Regions from separate parts of the Homo sapiens genome. Here region 1 is linked to region 2. Evidence: chromatin contacts called from ENCODE Hi-C or POLR2A ChIA-PET data. All regions are on one chromosome and are shown on one strand. The core of a region is the stretch at or near the end of the contact, and the rest is flanking DNA. Distances in the headings are between cores, read along the strand shown.

What was found. Hi-C counts contacts between places; a loop is a spot of excess contacts on that map. ChIA-PET counts read pairs that join two places held with the same protein, here RNA polymerase II (POLR2A). Pooled maps may share reads with other maps.
Region 1: a map with no recorded cell type shows a loop between it and region 2 (18-fold over the local background). The contact joins the promoter of DBNDD1 here to the promoter of FANCA in region 2. A Hi-C loop is called at or near these places in 3 of 37 single-sample maps with no recorded cell type and 10 of 50 pooled maps. POLR2A ChIA-PET finds 5 or more read pairs at or near these places in 6 of 52 experiments (A549, HCT116, HEK293T and 3 more).

What each region holds. Positions count from the first base shown.
Region 1 is chr16:90,017,713-90,021,322 of GRCh38, forward strand. DBNDD1 (dysbindin domain containing 1) reads right to left here and starts at 1,744. Exons shown (of 4, transcript NM_001042610.3): 1 at 1,599-1,744. The coding sequence starts at 1,629. It also overlaps a transcript of DRC4 not described here. RefSeq lists silencers at 1,863-2,002, 2,749-3,043.
Region 2 is chr16:89,815,364-89,819,357 of GRCh38, forward strand. It overlaps FANCA (FA complementation group A), which reads right to left and starts at 1,284. Exons shown (of 43, transcript NM_000135.4): 1 at 1,174-1,284; 2 at 514-623. The coding sequence starts at 1,252. RefSeq lists silencers at 788-837, 1,068-1,357 and enhancers at 1,218-1,512, 1,898-1,947.

The DNA of each region.
Region 1 (3,610 bases), core at 494-2,993, 200 kb after region 2:
TCACCAATGTGTGATCTCATGAGGTTCCACAAAGTAGGCATCACTGGCCACTTTGCAGACAAGGAAACAGGAGTTGGTGTCAAGAGCGTGAGCCCTCAGAGGACAGGGCCCTGTCTTCCCACTAACTCCCCACCCCAGGCAGGGTACTGCACAGAGCTGCGACCTGTAGGTAAATACCTGTGCACTGATTGAGTCAGGTGTCTGAAGCCCCCAGCCAGTGACTGATGGGCTCAGAAACTGAACCTGCTTTCTCTGCCTTTTAAGCTGCTGGGAAGTCCTCCTTTTTTCCCAAAGGAGGAGGGAAAACATATTAACCTCCACTCCCAAATGCCTTGGGCTCCCACAGCCCTGCAGGGGAAGCAGAACTGTCTCCACTGACAGAAATGGAAATTGAGGCTCACAGGGGCCTGACTGCCCACAGTTCACAGCTGGAAACAGCTCGGAGACCCCCAAGCCCTCACTCCCAACCTCCAGGCTTCCTATGTCCACAAAGCTGCTACTGGGAATACCCAGGAGCCTGGGACTATCAGTGTTAAGAAAGAGCTCTGGTCCCTCCCACAAATGACAAATCAAAACCCAAACCCACCAGCCCTGGGGCATTTGTCCCTATACCTTGGACTGCAGATACACAGGGTGGGTGGACCTGCTCCTCCCGGGGACAGCCCTTCGGGCTCCAGAGGATGCCACTGTGTGCGGCTGGGGGACTGAGAGGTTCCCATGTAGTTCCAGAGCGGCAGGCTGGCCTGCCTGTGCCCTCAGGCACCTGCTGGCTCCCTGGAATGGGAGCTCTAGGAAACCAGGAGGTGGTGGGCTTGGCTGGGCAGGTGGAGGAGTCTGCAGTTTGCATCCAAGTTCCTACCTAGGCAAATGGAACCCCGAAAGCCCTTTTGGAAAAGTCTCTGATCGGGAAGGGGGGAGGTTCTGAGAGCTTTCTTCCCGTTACCGACTCCAAGGTCCTGCAGTAGGGCCTCCACCATCAGGGCAGGGAGCGCTCCACGCGCACCTACCCTCCCCGATGAGCGTGCGCCTGGGCCACTCCCGGACCAGCCACCCTTGCAGCTCTGGAGTCCCCGGCAGGCCGCGCCCGTGCATGCCCCACATCCCCAAGACCCATCTCAGCCCCTCGCCCCTGGCAGGATCCCTGCCCGCGAGTCTACGGCCCTCGCCCCCCGGGACTCGCGGCTGGGCGAACAAAGCGGACGCGCTTGCAAGCGGCCAGCGTCGCCCTCACGCCCCACCGACAGGGACCCCAAACTCCAGCCCCGGAACCCCCCTCCCCCGCTCCCCGGGTCACCGGCTGGCTTGGCTGGGAGGGGGCTCAGGACGAAACTCCGGGCCACCCACCAAGGAGCGTGCCGGGCACGGCTTCCCGGGCCGGGAGCGCAGAGAACAAGGGGGCGGAGACTCGGTCCGTGTGCCCCCAGCCCCGCGCGGGGACCGCGCCCGGGAGGTGCCCCTGGCCCGCCGGACGACCCCGAGCTGCCAAAGGGGTCTTCGCGACTCCCGGGAGCGGCGAAGGGTGAGCCCTGGGGGGAGGGGCTGCGGCTCGCTGCGGGGAAGCGCTGCGCGGGGGTCTCGGGGGCTGGGGCTGAACTCACCTCCGGTGCCGGCGCCCTCCGGGGGCTCCATGCGGCCGGTGCGGTCTGGGAGGGGCACGGGCGACGGCGGCGTCGCCTGGCCCGGGCGCCCCAACAGCTGCGGCAGCGACTCGGCCCCGGCTCCGGGCGCAGCGCATCGGGGCAGCAACCGGGGGGCCGCGGCGGCAGGGAGGAGCCCGCGGGGCGGGGCGGGGCGCGCAGCTGCTCCCGGGCCCCGGCCCCCTCCCGGCGCCCCCCCAGCCGCAGGACAGGTGCGGCCCCGCCCCGGCCCGCGCGCGCCCCCTGCTGGCCCCTGGCCCAGCGGACCCCTCCCCCGCCGACCCTTCCCTCGCGGGCCGCGCCCCGCCGCGGACACCACCGGGACCTGGCTGCGCCCTCCCGACCCCGGCCGGGCGTCCGGGGCTCCTGCGCACTCACTTGGCGGCCGCGCCCGCTGGCGTCCTCTTGTTCTCTTCCAGGTACTTGCGTGTGGGGCGCCGACTGTGTGCGGGCGCCCCTCGGGGCTGGCGAGGGGCACAGGAGGGGCCTGACTCGCGCTGGGTAATGACAGACTCACAGAGCGCCCTGGATGGCGCGAATTAACGCGGGGGGCGGGTGGGGGCGAGGGCGTGTGCTTGGGAGGCTGGAAGGGGCGGGATGGGGGATGGGAGGTAAGGAGAGGGCGGCGGGCCCGGGCTGCAGAGAGCGCCAAGGCAGTTTCGATGAAACTGACCCCCATGTCCCTATCGCCCAGATTCAGCGATTGCCAGCTCCTGGCCTGGGCCACTGCTTCTCTGTCCTCATTCACTTCCCTCCACTGCTGGGTCATTTTGAAGCAAATTATATACACATTAGATCATTGCATTTGTAAGTACTTCAATATTTATCTCTCAAAGAAAGTCCGTTTGCAGGAGCATTGACTCATGCCTGTAATCCCAGCCCTTTGGGAGGCTGAGGTGGGAGCACAGCTTGAGCTCAGGAGTCCAAGGCTGCCGTGAGCTATGATTGTATGTCTCAAAAAAAAAAAAGAAAAGAAAAGAAAAGAAAAAGTCTAGTCTTCATAAACACTCTTGTTAACCCAGCATCCAGGCCTTCACTGAGTTGATGCCGTGGCCTGAGGCGGTTTACCTGGTGGATAGTGGGTGGCAGGAAGCATCAGACATCAGACAGAGGGCAGTCGGTTTGTTTGTATTAACATTTGCTCTGGGATTTTGCAGGAAACTCAGATGCCATTTATCTGGGTTTCTGAGCTGCACAGCTTGACACTGAATGAAAGTATCTTAAGCCACATATGTGAAGAAAAGGCTCTTTTCTAAAAATCTGAACTCGAATTCAATATGAAAAGAACAGGTCGCAGTGGGCCCTGTCGGGATCCCAGGGAGCCGCAATTCAGGGCTCCCTGAATGATTCATCTCTGCAGCCCACACCGACAGACCAGGATTGCTCTTAGCTTGTGAAAAATGAGTACCCTGTCTAGGCTATCCTGAGCTAACCCTCCTATTCTTGCCCTTTTTGCTGAAAGGAATTATTGTTAATACAGCTATTTAATTCAGGACACTCATCCAGACTTCTGAAGCAAAAAGCCAATCAGCATGAAGCTGCTAGCATATTGGTTTTGTGAAGTAAGTGTTAAATTATAATAATTACCCCCACTGTGCTCTCCAGCGTCACTGTCTGACCACCCTGTCCCAGGGGGAGGAGGCCCCTCTCAGGCCAAGGGAGTCTGGCACAGTGATGCTGGCTCCTGGTTGCCCAGGCACAGTGACCAGCCAGACTTCACAGAGGCCTCAGGGCTTACTATAAATAAATCACTGCTTTGTGCAAGCTGAGCCAATGCAGTTCTTCCAACTGGCTGCTCCTCTCCAAGAACAATCAGGACTTAGGTGGGCAAACAGGAAGTCTCTCATCACAGTGGTTCTCAGATTCCCACCACTGTGTGGGTGCCTGAGGCCTGAGCAAACCCAGCTCATGTGGCAACTTCCTCCCCCAGCTGGACAGGAAGACCTAGGTCCACCAGGCCTTCTTTCATTTCT
Region 2 (3,994 bases), core at 34-2,533:
TTTGTGAGACAGTCTCACTCTGTAATCCAGACTGGATTGCAAGGGGCGTGATCTCGGCTCACTGCAATTTCTGCCTCCCGGGTCCAGGTTCAAGCAATTCTCCTGCCTCAGGCTCCCGAGTAGCTGGGATTAAAGGCGTGCGCCACCACACCCAGCTAATTTTTGTATTTTCAGTAGAGACCGGGTTTCACTATGTTGGCCAGGCTGGTCTCGAACTCCTGACCCTGAGTGATCCACCCGCCTTGGCCTCCCCAAAAGCTGGGATTACAGCCCTGAGCCACGGCGCCCGGCCTGTTTTTTTGTTGTTGTTGTTTTGTTTTTAATAAAAGAGGCGGGGTCTCACCCCGTTGCCCAGGTTGGTCCAGAACTCCCGGGCTCAGGCGACCCTCCCCTCTGCGGGCCAGGCCACCGCGCCCGCCGCCTCGGGTGTTTTCTTAGGAAAGCTGTGCGGTGGCTGGACTCAAAAACCCCGAACCTAAATCTGCCCGCAGACGGACACCAGCTTCCTCTTACCTCAAGCAAAAGGGCATTCAGGTCCTGATGGCTTCGCAGGAGGCGCACAGCTGATTCCTTTAATTTCTGTGCCCTTTCAGGATTATATTTTTCCCTCTTGACCCTTCCCGCTACGGAGAGAAGTCGGTTCGAAACCATCACAGCACAATTCACACACGGGGTCCCCGGCCCGACGCGCAGGTGGACGCCGCGGAGAAACCCACCAGCGACACCCTCCCGAAGAGGGGCCGGGGCTCCTCCCCAGGGCGCAGGTCTCGGGAAACTAACGGAGACGGCCCCACCGCGGACGCCGGGGAAGACGGCCCAGGAGGGCCCGAGGCAGGGGAGCCCGGGGACGGCTGGCGAGGGGCGGCCTCTGCGCTGAGGGGAGCCCCAGGCCGCGCACCCCAGGCCCGCCTGACAGGGCGGCCGGCGGGGGCGGCGTTCGGGAAAGAAGGGAGCGCCCCGCGGGCGGCGGCTGGGGGCGTCCGCCCAGGCGCAGGAGGGGCCGGGTCCGAGGCAGCCGCGCCGCCCCAGCCGGGCGCCCACCCCGCACAGCCCCCCGGGCGCGGCGTCCGGGGATCCGACCGGCGGAGGCTCTGGCGGGAAGGGATCGGGGAACCGGCGAAACCGTCCCGGGCCGGACGCCGCCCACTCCCGCGGCCTGCCGCGCCCACCTACCCAGCAGCTCGGCCCAGGCCCTCCGGCGGCCCCCTGGGTCCTGGCCCGAGGCGGAGTTCGGGACCCACGAGTCGGACATGGCCTTGGCGCCTACAGCCCCGGCGGCGGCTCCCTGCGCCCGAGCCCGCGCTGCCTTCCTATTGGCTGCGGCCAGGCGCGCACACCCGTTGGCTGGCGGCGGCCAGGCCACGCCCCTCAGGTCGAGGCCTTGCGTCGTGGCCATGTTGGTCCTGGGGGAGGCGCCTGCGCGCGGTGAGGTAGTTTTTGCGTTTGGCTTTGCCGCCGCGGTGTAGTCCGCGGGGGCGTCTCGCGCGGGCAGACTGCCGCCCCTCAAGCGTGGTTCCTGCCGGGAATGACTGGGGTTGGTCCTGAAGAGACCACCTGGCCAACCAAGCCGAGGCAGGCTCAGAGCGCCGCGGGGAGCGCAAAGCCGCGCGCGCCTCTGAGCTCCGGGCAGCCGCTGTTCCTCCCGGCGGCCGAACGGTCCGCGCGCAGGGCGGTGTTTCGGCAGCCGGAGACCGCGCGGTAGCCGCGCCTGTATTCCCAGCGCTTTGGGAGGCCGAGGCTGGAGGGTCGCTTGAGCCCAGGAATTCCAGACTAGCCTGGGCAACAGAGCGAGACCCCATCACTTTTGTTTCTTTTCTTTTTTTTTTTTTTCCTTTTTTTGAGACGGAGTCTCCCTCTGTCGCCCAGGCTGGAGTGCAGTGGCGCGATCTCGGCTCACTGCAACGTCTGCCTCCTGGGTTCAGGTGATTCTCCTGCCTCAGCCTCCCGAGTAGCTGGGATTGCAGGTGCGCGCCACCACGCCTGGATGATTTTTGTTATTTTTAGTAGAGACAGCGTTTCGCCATGTTGGCCCAGGCTAGTCTCGAACTCCGGACCTCAGGTGATCCGCCCGCCTCGGCCTCCCAAAGTGCTGGGATTACAGGCGTGAGCCACCGCACCCGGCTGAGACCCTATCTTTTAACCAGCCTGGGCGGCAGAGCGAGACTCTGTCTCAAAACAAAACCAAACATAAGAATTCGTAAAAGCGAGTGCCTAGGCGAAGCTAATGTGCCTCAAAGTCCTGGGTAAGTAGAGGCCCTGGAGACCCGTCCGCATCCTCTGGCAGTGGCCTTGGAACCACCGAAGGGATTCAGCCGAAGGGCCGCGTTCCCGGCAGGCGTCTTTATTGTGTTGATTACGTAGATGGCGTAGATGACGTAGATGACGTTCAGCACCACAAACGAAGAGCCGAGGCACAGAGTGGGGCCTTGGATTCATGAGATGGGGATGGAGCAGAAATGAGAATTCGGAGTCCATGAAACCCCCACAAAGACTCCTGCACGGCCCGACTCGGACACTTTGCAATCTGCTGGTTGAGGGGGATGGTGTGAACTCAGGGAACAGCCTGAGATCGCGCCGCTGCACTCCAGCCTGGGCAACAGAGCAAGACCCTGTTTCAAAAACAAAAAATAACACTAAGCAATTAACAGGACTAGACTCAGAGGTGATCGAGAAATTGAAACAGGCTGGAAATTTAAATTAACTGTGATTAATATGTGGAGGTCTCTTGTACGAAAGGTGAACAATATGCATGAGGAGGAAACTCATCAAATTATAAGAAAGGAAGAACGCTGATAACAGGTAATTTTTCTGATGGGGCAGCAGTAGGATCAACACAGCTGAGAAAAATAGGAATTACCCACGTTGGAAAATAAAGAAGAAAAAAAGTTTTTTTTTAAAAAAAGCATCCAAGAACTGTGGGAAAATATCAAATGATATCATATGCATGTAATAGGACTCCCAAAAGAAGAAGAAAGAACAAATCATAAAAAATGTTTGAAGAGAAAATTACCAATAATTTTCCCAAAATAATGAAAGACCTGAGCTCAGAGCACACACAAAACTTGATAAATATGAGCCCCTGCCTGACACATGCAGTGTATTCAAACTGTGGAAATCAGAGAGAAAACCATGAAGATGGCCGGAGGAAAAAGATACGTTAAATACAGTAACAAAGGTAAGAATTCCAGCCTGGGCAATATGGCAAGACCTCGTCTCTACAAAAAATACAAAATTTTTTTTTTGTATTTTTTGTATTGCCCAGTGTGGTGACACGAGCCTGTAGTCCTGTGGGCGGAGAATTACCCAGGTGCCGAGGCAAGAGACCGAAGGCACAAACTATTTCAGTATAATAAAATCGTTACAATAAGAACAGTCATAATACAAATTATGGAGATGATCATGGACAATTATCAATTATTATAAACATTAATCATTAGCTTTTAATATTACTGTTTGTTGCATTACTAATATAACCTAGGAATAACCGGTGGGTATAGGGTCAGGTGCTGAAAGGACATTGTGAGAAGTGAGTGGAAGGCAAGAGGTGAACCTTCTGTCATGCCCGCATAAGGGCCGCTTGAGGGCTCCTTGGTCAAGCGGTAACGCCAGTGTCTGGGAAGGCACCCGTTACTTAGCAGACCATGAAAGGGAGTCTCCTTTGCTTGGAGGAGTCAGGGAACACTCTGCTCCACCAGCTTCTTGTGGGAGGCTGGATGTTATCCAGGCCTGCACGCAGTCATCCGGAGGCCTAAACCCCTCCCTGTGGTGCTTCACTGGTCACGCTCCTTGTCCACTTTCATGTTCCTCCCTTACTTCTGGTTCGTCTTTGAAGTTCGTAGTAGATAGCGGTAGAAGAAATAGTGAAAGTCTTAAAGTCTTTGATCTTTCTTATAAGTGCAGAGAAGAAAATGCTGACGTATGCTGCCTTCTTTCTCTGCTTCACCTACCTGAAAGGGAAGGGCCCCCATCCTGTAATCACGTGACATGCTTCACC